2 separate regions of the Homo sapiens genome follow, and region 1 is linked to region 2. The links are chromatin contacts, found by Hi-C or POLR2A ChIA-PET in ENCODE. All regions are on one chromosome and are shown on one strand. Each heading gives the region's core, a stretch centred on a gene start or an enhancer-like site at or near the end of the contact. The rest is flanking DNA. Distances are from core to core; before and after follow the strand shown. Region 1 holds the start of DNASE2 (deoxyribonuclease 2, lysosomal). Region 2 holds the start of SWSAP1 (SWIM-type zinc finger 7 associated protein 1).

The links. A loop is a pair of places that touch in the nucleus more often than their neighbours do. ChIA-PET counts read pairs that join two places held with the same protein, here RNA polymerase II (POLR2A). Pooled maps may share reads with other maps.
Region 1: a pooled map shows a loop between it and region 2 (5-fold over the local background). The contact joins the promoter of DNASE2 here to the promoter of SWSAP1 in region 2. A Hi-C loop is called at or near these places in 5 of 50 pooled maps. POLR2A ChIA-PET finds 5 or more read pairs at or near these places in 2 of 52 experiments (GM10248 and activated naive CD4-positive, alpha-beta T cell).

What each region holds. Positions count from the first base shown.
Region 1 is chr19:12,879,585-12,886,222 of GRCh38, forward strand. DNASE2 (deoxyribonuclease 2, lysosomal) reads right to left here and starts at 1,865. Exons shown (of 6, transcript NM_001375.3): 1 at 1,706-1,865; 2 at 1,388-1,568; 3 at 1,218-1,296. The coding sequence starts at 1,791. It overlaps KLF1 (KLF transcription factor 1), which reads right to left. Exons shown (of 3, transcript NM_006563.5): 2 at 5,733-6,558; 3 at 4,838-5,476. The coding sequence ends at 5,301. RefSeq lists enhancers at 1,396-2,023, 1,683-1,792, 4,217-4,478, 5,351-5,902, 5,800-5,889, cis regulatory regions at 1,687-2,247, 2,987-3,487, 4,027-4,547, 5,427-5,927, 6,507-6,638 and a silencer at 6,040-6,299.
Region 2 is chr19:11,372,124-11,378,279 of GRCh38, forward strand. SWSAP1 (SWIM-type zinc finger 7 associated protein 1) reads left to right here and starts at 2,543. Exons shown (of 2, transcript NM_175871.4): 1 at 2,543-2,806; 2 at 3,390-4,046. The coding sequence starts at 2,558. The coding sequence ends at 3,893. EPOR (erythropoietin receptor) reads right to left here. Exons shown (of 8, transcript NM_000121.4): 8 at 5,084-6,156. The coding sequence ends at 5,861. RefSeq lists a silencer at 2,373-2,452 and enhancers at 2,553-2,622, 2,843-2,892, 3,123-3,202, 3,223-3,272.

The DNA.
Region 1 (6,638 bases), core at 615-3,114, 1.5 Mb after region 2:
GAGAGGGTGCCAGCAGTGTTAGAACCACAGCTGAGCTCAGTTTTTGCAGGCATAAATTCTTATAGTCCAGAATAACGCCAAGAGTAATGTAAGGTAGGGAAACAGGCCAGGTGTGGCGGCTCATGCCGGTAATCGCAGCACATTAAGAGGCCAAGGTGGGTGGATTGCTTGAACCAGGACTTAGAGACCAGCCTAGGCAACATGGCAAAAGCCCACTCTACAAAAATACAAAAAGTAGGCCAGGTGTGGTGGCTCACGCCTGTAATCCCAGCACTTTGGGAGGCCAAGGCAGGTGGATCACCTGAGGTCAGGAGTTCAATATCAGCCTGTCCAACCTGGTAAAACCCCATCTCTACTAAAACATACAACATTTAGCTGGGCATGGTGGCGCACACCTGTAATCCCAGCTACTCCAGAGGCTGAGGCAGAAGAATCGCTTGAACTGGGGAGATGGAGATTGCAGTGAGCTGAGATTGCACCACCGAACTCCAGCCTGGGTGATGGAGAGAGAGTGCCGCAAAAAAAAAAAAAAAAAAAAAAAGCCAGGCGTGGTGGGGGGTACCGGCAGGCCCAGTACTTGGGAGGCTGAGGTAGGAGGATCACCTGAGCCCTGGGAGGTCAAGGCTGCAGTGAGCTGTGATACTGCACTCCAGCCTAGGTGACTGGGTGAGACCTTGTCTAAAAGAAAATAAAATAGGGGAAATAGATGCCCAAGGTCTGACAGGGGAGATCTCCCACCCCACTATGGAGGTCAGGGGTTAGCTTGGAAAAATGCATAGGAACTCGGCTGGGCAGGGTGGCTCATTCCTGTAATCCCAGCACTTTGGGAGGCCAAGGCGGGTAGATCACTTGAGGTAGAAACCAGGAGTTCGAGACCAGCCTGGCCAACATGGTGAAACCTCGTCTGTACTAAAAATATGAAAATTAGCCTGGTGTGATGGTGCGCCTTTAATACCAGCTACTTGGGAGGCTGAGACAGGAGAATTGCTTCAACCCCAGAGGCAGAGATTGCAGTGAGCCAAGATTGTGCCACTGCACTCCAGCTTGGGTGACAGAGCGAACTCCCACCGTCTCAAAAACAAAGAAAAAAAAAAGTTGGGGGGAATAGATGCCCAGGGTCTGACAGTGCAGATCTCCCCGACCACCCCATGCACGTCAGGGGTTACCTTGGAAAAATGGGACCCGAGTCTCTCCCCAGCCCCCAATCCAGGCCTCACCCTTCGTGTGCCCACGCATGGAAGAGTCCTGAGCCTTGCTGGGTTGAGGCGGTTGGTCATTGTAGAGCAGGAAGGCGAGCTGCGGGCGGATAAACGGAGGCAACGTGAAATTCCTCCCAGGCAGGGCAGCCCTAGAGTTTCGCCCCTAGTTGGCCCGGGGCCCCCTTCACCTGGCTGGTGTTGCTCCGGTACAGCGGCTGCAGGCTTCGGCCCACGGCCCCCTCCGGGCTGTTGATGAGTGCCCTGCCGTCCCGCCAGCCTCCGGAGCTCTCGTCCAGATACTTGTACTGCAGCCCTCTCTGCGCCGCCTCCCCGGACCCTCTAAGAGCTGGCAGCTTGTAGACCACGAACCTGGAGGTCGGAGAATGCACAGAAATAGGAGAGAGGGAAGAGAAGGCACCCCAGGGTTCCCCGAGGAGGTAGCCATCCCGGTTGAGTGACCGCAGCCGGACCCCGGGGCGATGGTAGGCCCCCCGCTGCGCACTCACCAGTCTACAGGCTGCCCGGAGTCCCCGTAGCAGGTCAGGGCCCCGGCGGGGACGCACAGCAGCGCTGCCAGCAGCAGCGGGATCATAGCTGCTATGGGGCTGAGATCCAGGAATCTGTGTCGGGACTGCGGGGCGCTGGGTTACATCAGAGGCCAGGACTGGCACCTGGCGCCTTTCACTTCCCTAAACTTGCCTGGGAACCGGGGCGGGGACATCACGAGGGTACAGACTCCTCCCCCGAGACGCGATGCTGCGTTTTGGAGAGGCAAAAGGCAACGCTGAGTCTGCCCAGACCACGCCCACGACGGGCCCGGCGCTCCAGCGTCTCCTGGAGCCTGGCCACCGTTCCTTTTCGTGGTAGCTAATCCCAGCCCACGCTCTTCTGTCTGACCCAACTCCCGCCCGGGTTTCTGGATCAGGCACAAGTTTGTATTTTATTTTTTATTCCAGCCCTACAACCTGGGTCCAACTCTTGGGACCTTTGTTCTTCCTCTTTTTTTTTTTTTTTTTTTTTTTTTTTTTTTGAGACGGAGTTTCACTCTTGTCGCCCAGGCTGGAGTGCAATGGCACGATCTCGGTTCACTGCAACCTCCGCCTTCCTGATTAAAGCGATTATCCTGCCTCAGCCTCCCGAGTAGCTGGGATTACAGGCGCCCGACACCACGCCCGGCTAATTTTTGTAGTTTTAGTAGAGACGGGGTTTTTCCATGTTGACTAGGCTGGTCTCGAACTCCTGACCTCGTGATCCACCAGCCTCGGCCCCCGAAAGTGCCAAGATTGCAGAAGTGAGCCACTGCGCCCCTTAAGAAGCATTTGTGTTCCAGTGTATCTTCCCCTTTTTCTTTCTTTTTTTTTTTCCTTCCTTTTTTTTTTTTTTTTTTCCCGGACAATATCTCGCTCTGTTGCCCAGGCCGGAGTGCAGTGGCGCAATCTTGGCTCACTGCAACCTCTGCCTCCCCAGCTCAAGTGATCCTCTCACCTCAGCCTCCCGAGTAGCTGGGATCACGGGCACATGCCACTATGCCCAGCTAATTTTTGTAGTTTTTTTTTTGAAACACGGTTTCACCATGTGGCTCAGGCTGAACTCCTGAGCTCAAGGGATCCACCTGTCTTGCCTCCCAAAGTGCTGGGATTACAGGCATGTAATCCACGCCACCCAGACTCTCCTTTTTCATTCTGCACGTTTTCTCCAGGATCCCCTGAGCTAGCAAAGAGGTGACTGTATGTTTGTTTTTTGTCGTTTTGAGACAGGATAATGGTTTCTCACCCAGGCTAGAATGCAGTGACTCCATCACAGTTCACTGCAGCCTCAACCTACTGGGCTCAAGAGATCTTCCCAGGTAGCTGGTACTACAGGCCTGTGCCACCACACCCAGATAATTGTTCATTGCAGAGATGAGGGTCTCACTATGTTGCCCAGGCTGCTCTGGAACTCCGGGGTTCAAGTGATTCTCCCACCTCAGCCTCAAAGGATCATGGCAGGGCAAAGGGCTATGGGAATCTGAGTACTGGCTTGAAACTGCCTTTGCAAAAATTATGACAGAAAATTATGTCAGTGAAAGAGCTCTGACCTAACCAACTCCATCTTGCCTTTAATCTCCAAACTGCCCTTGCTTGGTCATTCCTGGAGTGGGGTCAAGCTAACTTTTTTTTTTTTTTTGACACGTTGTCTCACTCTGTCGCCCAGGCTGGAGTCCAGTGGTGTGATCTCAGCTCACTGCAACATCCGCCTCCTAGGTTCAAGCAATCCTCCTGCCTCAGCTTCCTGAGTAGCTGGGATTACAGGCATGCGCCACATGCCCAGCTAATTTTTGTATTTTTGGTAGAGACTGGGTTTCACCATTTTTGGTAGAGATGGGGTTTCACCTTGGGGCTCAGGCTGGTGTCGAACTCCTGGGCTCAAGTGATCTGCCCGCCTCAGCCTGCCAAATTGCTGGGATTAAAGAGGGAGCCACCATGCCTGGCCCCAAGCTAATTTTGGGAGGAATTTAGTTTATAGCTTAAATGATAATAGCCCTTCCCCAAACTAAACTGCCTTTGTAGAAATAATGAAAGGGCACTAGGTTAGGAGGATGAGAGGAGCCTGAATTCTGCTAAACTGTAGGTGTAGTAGTTAAATTATGACCAGCCATTTTTCCGGCCGGGTGCGGTGCCTCACGCCTGTAATCCCAGCACTTTGAGAGGCCGAGGCTGGCAGATTACCTGAGGTCAGGATTTCGAAACCAGCCTGGCCAGCATTTCGAAACCCCATCTCTTCTAAAAATACAAAAATTAGCCCGGCATGGTGGCATGTGCCTGTAATCCTAGCTACCTGGTAGGCTGACACAGGAGAATCACTTGAACCCAGGAGGCAGAGGTTGCAGTGAGCCAAGATGGAACAACTGCACTCCAGCCTGGGCAAGAGCAAGACTCCATCTCAAAAACAAAAACAAAGATGGCCAGCCATTATTCTGGAGGTCACAAGGTTTGCAACTTCCCCAGTTATTTCTGCAAATAACATGACTATTGCAAAACCTAACGCTGGCCTTTTTAGATGTCTTTTTAGGCTTTTTGCATATCTGACAACTGGATGACTCCACCCAGACTAGCGACTCTATGGTCCCCACCCAGAAGCTGACTCAGCAACTGTTTTCCACAGCTCCAGGATTGCAGCAAGGCACCCATTCCCTAGCCCTCCTGCCCACCAAACTGTTCTTGAATAACCCTAGCCTCTGAATTTTCAGGGAGGCTGATTCAAGTAATAAAACTCCCATCTCCCATTTAGCTGGATGTATGTGGATTAAACTCTCTCTATTGCAATCCCTCTGTCTCGATAAATTGGCTCTATCTGGACAGTGGGCAAGATGAACCCCCTGGGCAGTCATAGGCTGTGAACTCTTAAATCCAGGGAGATGTTTGCTGTCAATGTCCGCAGGGTTCAAGGCAGAAGACAAGGACAGTGTAGCCTGAACTGGGTGGGAAAAGAGAGGACAGCAAGGCCTCCAGTGCCCAAGGGGGCTTGTTGGAGTTGAGGGGTGTCACTGTAGTTTAGGAGATGAGGGTGTGTAAGGCCCTCTAATATGACCTCTAGGTTTACAGCCTCCTGCCATCTTCCAGCCTCCAAAACCCAAAAATTCAGGCCAACGCTGAAGCTTTATCTGGGAGGGGCATTTTTATAGGACCCATAACCATTGACAGTTAATATCAGCCACAATAAGGGACCTTCAGGAGCCGCTTTCTAGACCCAGGGTCTCTGGGAAGCCTCATCCCACACCCTCTCCTGCTGTCCAGGGCCATCTGGGAGCTGGTCTGAGTGTCCACTGAGTCCGTTTATTTGGCGGTCTGTCTCACTGGGTTTGCACGACAGTTTGGACATCTCTGTGTGGCTCCCTGTGGCTGAAGGCTTGTCGGATTTTCCGTAAGAGGCTCCCCCAGGGCTGTCTATGGGTCCGTGTTTGATATTTGGGTGGATCTTTGGGAACGCGAGTCCAGGAGAGGGTCCATTCGTGGGAAAACCACCCAGCATTGTGTCACGCGCGTCCGTGTGAAGAGACCACCAAACAGGCTTCTTGTCCCATCCCCAGTCACTAGGAGAGTCCAAGTGCCAGGGCAGGGCTCAAAGGTGGCGCTTCATGTGCAAGGCCAGGTGGTCAGAGCGCGAAAAAGCACGTGGGCAGAGCTGGCAGCGGAAGGGGCGCTGCCCCGTGTGTTTCCGGTAGTGGCGGGTCAGCTCGTCCGAGCGCGCGAATCTCCAGCCGCAGCCTTCCCACGTGCAGGCGTATGGCTTCTCCCCTAGGGGACAAGGAAGCCATAAGCGCCACTGTCTGCCCAGTCATGTCCCCGGGTCCCCTGCATCTGGCCACACCCCTTTACTCAGCCTGGGCTGGGACTAGGATGAACAAAGTGAGGCCCCTAGGGCACAAAATTTAAGGAGGCACTCACTCTCAGAGGCCAGCCAAGTCCAAGTCCCGCCCTCTGCAACCCTTCTTCCCCTGTAACTACAGCGGGCGCCGCGCCCTTTCTCATGTCCGGGGCCCCGCCCCCTCACCTGTGTGCGTGCGCAGATGCGCCTTCAGGTGGGAGCTCTTGGTGTAGCTCTTGCCGCAACCCGGGTGCGCGCACGTGTGCGCTGCCTGCCTCTTGCGCGCCCACGAACGTCGGCCTCGCTTGGATGGCGCGGTCTCGGCTATCACACCTGGATCCTCTGCAGTCCCCCCGAGTCCAGTGCCCACCGTCCCGGGTCCCAAACAACTCAGGAAGGAGGGGGACGTGGCGGGACCGGGCGCGGGTCCCTGGAGCCCGCGGAAGAGCTGGAAGTGCCCTTGGTACTGAGGCGCCGGGTACATCGCGGGGTACCCGGACAGTAGCCCGTAGGGGGCGCCCGACGCCGCAGGCACTGAAAGCCCGGTCCGCGGGAAGTAGCCACCCGAGGAGCCGGCGCCGGGCCCCGGGTACACCGGTTGCAGCGCCAGCGCCTTGGGCTCGGGGGCCGGGGCTGGAGCCAGGGCTGGGCCCACGAAGGCGTCGGGAGCCCGGGCTCGCAGGGCAGGGCGCACCCAACCCGAGTGATCCTCCGAACCCAAAAGCCCAGCCACCAGCCCCGGGCCGCCAGCATATGCGCCCAGAGTCTCGGGCGGCGGCGGATATTGCGCCCCGGAGGCCTCGCTGGGCGCCAGAGCGCAGGTCTGGGGCGCGCCACCGGGCTCCGGGCCCGAGAAGTTGGTGAGGAGGAGATCCAGGTCCCAGGTGGCGTCCGCGCCCCTCTCATCGTCCTCTTCCTCCCCGGGCTGGTCCTCAGACTTCACGTGGAGGGGCGGCTCCGTGGGGTCAGGAGGACCCGGGCCCATGTCCTGCGCCTCTTCGGAGCGCCACCACTGCGGGAGGGAGCAGGCAGCTCGAGGTTCGGTGGACACTGGGGTGCCCTGCCCAGGGACATCGCGGGCTGGACACTCTG
Region 2 (6,156 bases), core at 1,293-3,792:
TTGGGCAGGCAGTCAGGGGAAGCCTCTCTGAGTAGATGATATTTTGACCAAAGACCTAAAAAGAGTGGAGGGAAAAAAAAGTCGGCTGGACTCGGTGGCTCACACCTGTAATCCCAGCACTTTGGGAGGCCAAGGCGGGCAGATCACCTGAGGTCAGAAGTTTGAGACCAGTCTGACCAACACGGAGAAACCCCGTCTGTACCAAAAATACAAAATCAGCCGGGCGTGGTGGTACATGCCTGTAATCCCAGCTACTTGGGAGGCTGAGGCAGGAAAATCACTTGAACCTGGGAGACGGAGGTTGTGATGAGCCAAGATTGCACCATTGCACTCCAGCCTGGGCAACAAGAGCAAAACTCCATCTCAAAAAAAAAAAAAAAAAAAAAAGCCAGAAGGATATCTGGAAGCTGACTGCTGCACACACAAGAACATCAAGTGCAAAGGACTTGTGGTGAGGCTGTATTCAGCATGCTCCCATGTATGTAACTGTGCTGGACTCTGTGATGTGGGTGTCACTACTGAGTATTTGTGCATTTTTGTTTGTTTTTGTTGAGATAGGGTCTCGCTATGTTGCCCAGGCTGGAGTGCAGTGGCACAATCACTGCTCACTGCAGCTTTGACTTCCTTGGGCTCAAGCAATCCTCCTGCCTCAGACTCCCAAGGAGCTGGGACTACAGGTGCACGCCACCACACCTGGCTAAATTTTTTTTTTTTTTTTTGAGACAGAGTCTCGCTCTGTCGCCCAGGCTGGAGTGCAGTGGCGCGATCTCGGCTCACTGCAAGCTCCATCTCCCGGGTTCACGCCATTCTTCTGCCTCAGCCTCCCAAGCAGCTGAGACTACAGGCGCCTGCCACCATGCCTGGCTAATTTTTTTTTCTATTTTTAGTAGAGGCTGGGTTTCACCGTGTTAGCCAGGATGGTCTTGATCTCCTGACCTTGTGATCTGCCCACCTCGGCCTCCCAAAGTGCTGGGATTACAGGCGTGAGCCACCGCGCCCGGCCAACACCTGGCTAATTTTGAAGTATTTTGTAGAGATGGGGGTCTCCCTACATTGCCCAGGCTGGTCTTGAACTCTTGGCCTCAGGCAATCCTCTTGCCTTGGCCTCCCAAAGCACTGGGACTACAGACATAAGCCACCACACCTGGCCTGTATGTGCATTTGGAGTGTTGAAATGTGAGGTGAATCATGCGTTGTATATCTGCTGGGGGATGGGGGCTGAGGTGGCGTGTTTGACAGCGCAGTGTATCGGTGTGCTTCACTGTGTGTGTCTGTGTGTGTAGTGGCAATGTCATAGTTGCGTGTTTTGCAAGAGAAAGGGTGTGGGGGATGAATGTGGGACAGAGTTTGTATGGGATGCTTTGTGTCAGGATAGGGCAAGGTTGGAGCATGTGGATGATGGGGATTCTGAAAGTAGAATATATTCAGAGATGCCATGGTGTGTGTGTGTGTGTGTGTGTGTGTGTAGAGGGGTGTGAGTGAGCCCAGCTGTGTGAGTGGGTGTGTTGGGGGATGTCGTGGAGCTGTTTTCTGGTCCCAGAGGGAGAGAGAAAGCCCAGGAAATCTCACTTTCTCCCTGCCCCTGGGTCTCCAGGCAACGGCACCACTTTGGAGTTACCAGGAGACAAGGTTGCCAGGGCAACACAGGCGTGAGTGGCAGCTCTGGGGCGAAGTCTGGGTGAGAAGATCCAGCCAGGGATCACGATCATTCACTTTGTTCCTCCCTTTCTCCCTGTTTCTCATCAATCCCACCTCCCTTCCTTCATTGTCTTAACGAGCACGTATTTGAGAACCTACAAATGTGCTAGGTGCTATTCTCGGTACTGGAGAACAGAAGTGAACAAGACAATGTCCCTGCTGTATCTCTCCTTCAGTCTTCCAGCTCCTGTCTCTTTATCTCTCCTGCTTCCTTCTTTGTCCTGCGGTCCTGCCTTCCCCCCGTACCACAAAGGCGGCCCCACAGAACCCCTTAGCCAGTGAGGAAGTAAGTTGAGAGGCTTCATCTCACAGACTTTCGGGGATGGCCGTTGATGTTTTGTCCACGAGCCTGTGTCCCCAGACACACACTCCGGCCCATACTCAGGTGCACAGAAAGACAAGCACACAGCTCATCCCCCTCTCCAAAACTCTCAGTTGTCATTGGATGACATCAGCAAAACCACACACAAATACATGCCGATCACAATACTCCTCTGAGATATCATAAGCCCCATTTTACAGCAGGGCAAACTGAGGCTAGGAGCCTTTAAATAATATGTCACTCATTCTGGTCTACTCCTCCAACTTTCAACCCTTATATTTGTCTGATTAGCTGACAATAATAGTATTCGTGCTGGTTCCCCCAGCAGCCTCCCTCAGGGAAGGGTCTTATTTCCCTCGAATGCACCCATTCCTCCGCATAGGTTCTAACCATTTGCCCATTCACCTGAGGAATCGAGTTTTGATGGACAGATTCCTAGACCAATAGAGAAACTAAGTGAACTGTACCGATGCGGCCACGGCTTGGGCGGGACTAAGGCTGGGAACGAGCCACCGATTGGTCAGAGCTACGCGGCGAATGGCGGAGACGCTGAGGCGGGTGCTAACCAGGGGCGGTGCGGCCTGGTCCGGGGAGGAGAACATGCCTGCCGCCGGACCGCCTTTGCTGCTGCTCGGTACACCAGGATCTGGAAAAACAGCGCTGCTATTTGCTGCGGCCCTAGAGGCGGCGGGGGAGGGCCAAGGCCCAGTCCTCTTCCTGACACGAAGGCCTCTTCAAAGCATGCCCCGCGGGACCGGAACGACTCTAGACCCAATGCGACTCCAGGTAACCGTGGGGGTGGGAGCAGAGGCGTTCTAGCCAATGGTGGAGTAGATCCGGGATATTGAGTAACAGGTAGACAAGCCAATGGAGAGGACGGTGGAAGAGCGAGCCAGGGCAGCCACGATGGGGCGGAGTCAGGCAGGCGGAGTGAGGAGTGGCACCACGCGGAGCTTAGTTAAGATTGAAGTGAGAGCCCATCCAATGATGGGCGGTGTTAGCAAGAGGCGGTGCCCAGAGATTGAAGTCCGGCCCATCAAGGGGCGGGGCTAAGCTTGGGTCCATTCTGGACCTGAGTTGGTTCCTGTTAGTGTCAAGGATGGGGTCAGACCGAGAATGCTGGGGGAGGGTTTTCCGTGGAAAAATTGCGCTAGAGATTTGGCCAAAAACAAACAAGCAAAAATGGCTTGCCCTCAACTAATACTCGGCAGTGATGAGTGCTGGAAAAACGGGCGAATATAAGAATATTTAACAGCTCTGAACTGGTTCATCCTGGAACCAAGGAAAGTATGCAAGGAGGCAGGGTTACTTTTAAGGAGTCTGGCTTCCTGTGCTGAATCCGGCCCTTTCCTTCTGTTTCTCCTTCTAGAAGATCCGCTTCCAGTACCCACCCTCAACCCGAGAGCTTTTCCGGCTCCTGTGCTCTGCCCATGAGGCCCCGGGGCCAGCCCCCTCCCTTCTGCTGCTCGACGGCCTAGAAGAGTACCTAGCGGAAGACCCAGAGCCCCAGGAAGCCGCCTACCTCATTGCCTTACTTCTAGACACAGCTGCCCACTTCAGCCACCGGCTTGGGCCTGGCCGGGATTGTGGGCTCATGGTGGCCCTCCAGACCCAGGAGGAAGCAGGTAGTGGGGACGTCCTGCACCTGGCACTGCTCCAGCGGTATTTTCCTGCCCAGTGCTGGCTGCAGCCAGATGCACCAGGTCCAGGAGAGCACGGCCTCCGAGCCTGCCTGGAGCCAGGCGGGCTGGGCCCCAGAACAGAGTGGTGGGTGACTTTCCGATCAGATGGAGAAATGATGATCGCTCCGTGGCCCACCCAGGCTGGTGACCCCAGCTCAGGCAAGGGTTCAAGCTCTGGAGGCCAGCCCTGAGCTTTGGTGGGTGACTACCTCTCTGTGCTTCAGTTTCCCATGGCTGGAATACTTACCTCAGGGACATATGCAGATCCAAAGACCTAAACAATGTAAAGTGCTTTTTCTCTTTTAAAAGTATAGCATTATCTTGTATATATTTTACCCAATCAATATGTTGTTTATAGTTTCATTGCTTTAAACTTTATAAAAAGAGCTTCAGGCCAGGCGTGGTGGCTCACGCCTGTAATCCCAGCACTTTGGGAGGCTGAGGCGGTCAGATCACCAGAGGTCAGGAGTTGGAGACCAGCCTGCCCAACATGATGAAACCCTGTATCAACTAAAAGTACAAAAAAAATTAGCTGGGTGTGGTGGCAGGTGCCTGTAGTCTCAGCTACTCAGGAGGCTTAGGCAGGAGAATTGCTTGAACCCAGGAAGCGGAGGTTGCAGTGAGCCGAGATTGTGCCACTACACTCCAGCCTGGGTGACAAAGCGAGACTCCATCTCAAAAAAAAAAAAAAAAAAAAGTTTGAGACTTCCTTCTTTTTGCACTCAACGTTGTTACTAAGATTCATCTACATTTTTTTAGTTCATTCCTTTTTCCATATTGCATATAATTCCATGGGTGACTATACCCTGATTTCTTCATCAGATTGCCTTATTTACTGCTGCGAACATTCTTGCACACATGCCCTGGTACGTGTGTGTGTTTTTAGGGGCCGAGACAGGTGGATCACCTGAGGTCAGGAGTTCGAGGTCAGCCCGGCCTACATGGTGAAACCCCGTCTCTACTAAAAATACAAAATTTAGCCAGGCATGGTGGCATGCACTTGTACTCCCAGCTACTTGGGAGGCTGAGACAGGAGAATTGCTTGAACCCGGGAGGCAGAGGTTGCAGTGAGCTGAGATCGAGCCACTGCACTCCAGCCTGGGTGATGAAGACGAGACTCTGTCTCAAAAAAAAAAAAAAAAAAAATCAGTCAGGCTTGGTGGTGCACGCCAGTAGTCCCAGCTACTCGAAAAGCTGAGGCAGGAGGATCGCCTGAGCCCAGGAGGTCGAGGCTGCAGCGAACCATGTTTGAGCTACTGGGCTCCAGCCTGTGCAAAAGTGAGACCCTGTCTCAGAAAAAAAAAGAAGTAGTTAAAGCAAAACTCCCACTGAGTTACTTGTTGACACCAAGTGTCATCAGAGTACTTTCTTAGAACATGGCCTGATTCAGAATTACTTTTATTATTATTAGTGGCAGAGACTAGCTAGTGGCCCTTAAACAGCTTTGCCCTTCCTGGGTGTACAGCTAAACTAAGTTTCCTGGCCTTTCATGTGACTGGGGTCATGTGACTGTTTCCAGCCAGTGAGGTGTGAGAAGAAGAGAGGAAGCCCATTTCCAGGCCAGATCCCTCAAATGGCCCATTGAGGGTCATTGCTGCCCTTTTTCTTCCCTTGCTGACTGGCAGTTTGTAGAACAGGGGATCCATCTAAGTACCCTAAGAGAAGGTAGAGCTACAGACTGGAAGAGTCTGAACCTCTGACTCATCCCATGGATGGCTGCCCATTTGAGCTGAGTTAGGAGAGAGAAATCATTTAATGTGGTAAGCCAGTAAGATTTAAGAGCTGTTTAACATACTATTTTGTTATGTTATGAGTAGCATTCAGATTGCAGATCCAGCTTCTGAATAAGCTCAAGAACTTTAACTTCTATCCCTATGGCCTATGCCCAGGGGAAGATGGGACTTAAAGGGTGTTTGTAGAAATCATGGTAGAAAAACTTACATACATATGTGTATATATATATATAGATACAAAAAAAAACTATACATATTTAAAAATACTGCAAGGTTGTGGTTTCCTGAGCAGGATGGATTGGGCAGACAAAATCAGCAATGCCCCTGCTCCTGAGAGAGGCCTCGCCATCCCTGTTCCATAAGTCTTGAGTCTGCACTGGTTCTCTGAGTCATATTGGATCCCTGATCATCTGCAGCCTGGTGTCCTAAGAGCAAGCCACATAGCTGGGGGGCAGAGGCTCAGCGGCTGGGATAAGGCTGTTCTCATAAGGGTTGGAGTAGGGGCCATCGGATAAGCCCCCTTGGGCTCCCTGGGAGTCCCCTGAGCTGTAGTCAGTTGAGATGCCAGAGTCAGATACCACAAGGTACAGGTACTTTAGGTGGGGTGGGGTAGGGGGCAGCTCAGGGCACAGTGTCCATGGACGCAAGAGCTGGGAGCTGGGGTCCAGGATAGTGTACTCAAAGCTGGCAGCAGAGGCTCCCTCTGGGCTGGGCTTCGAGG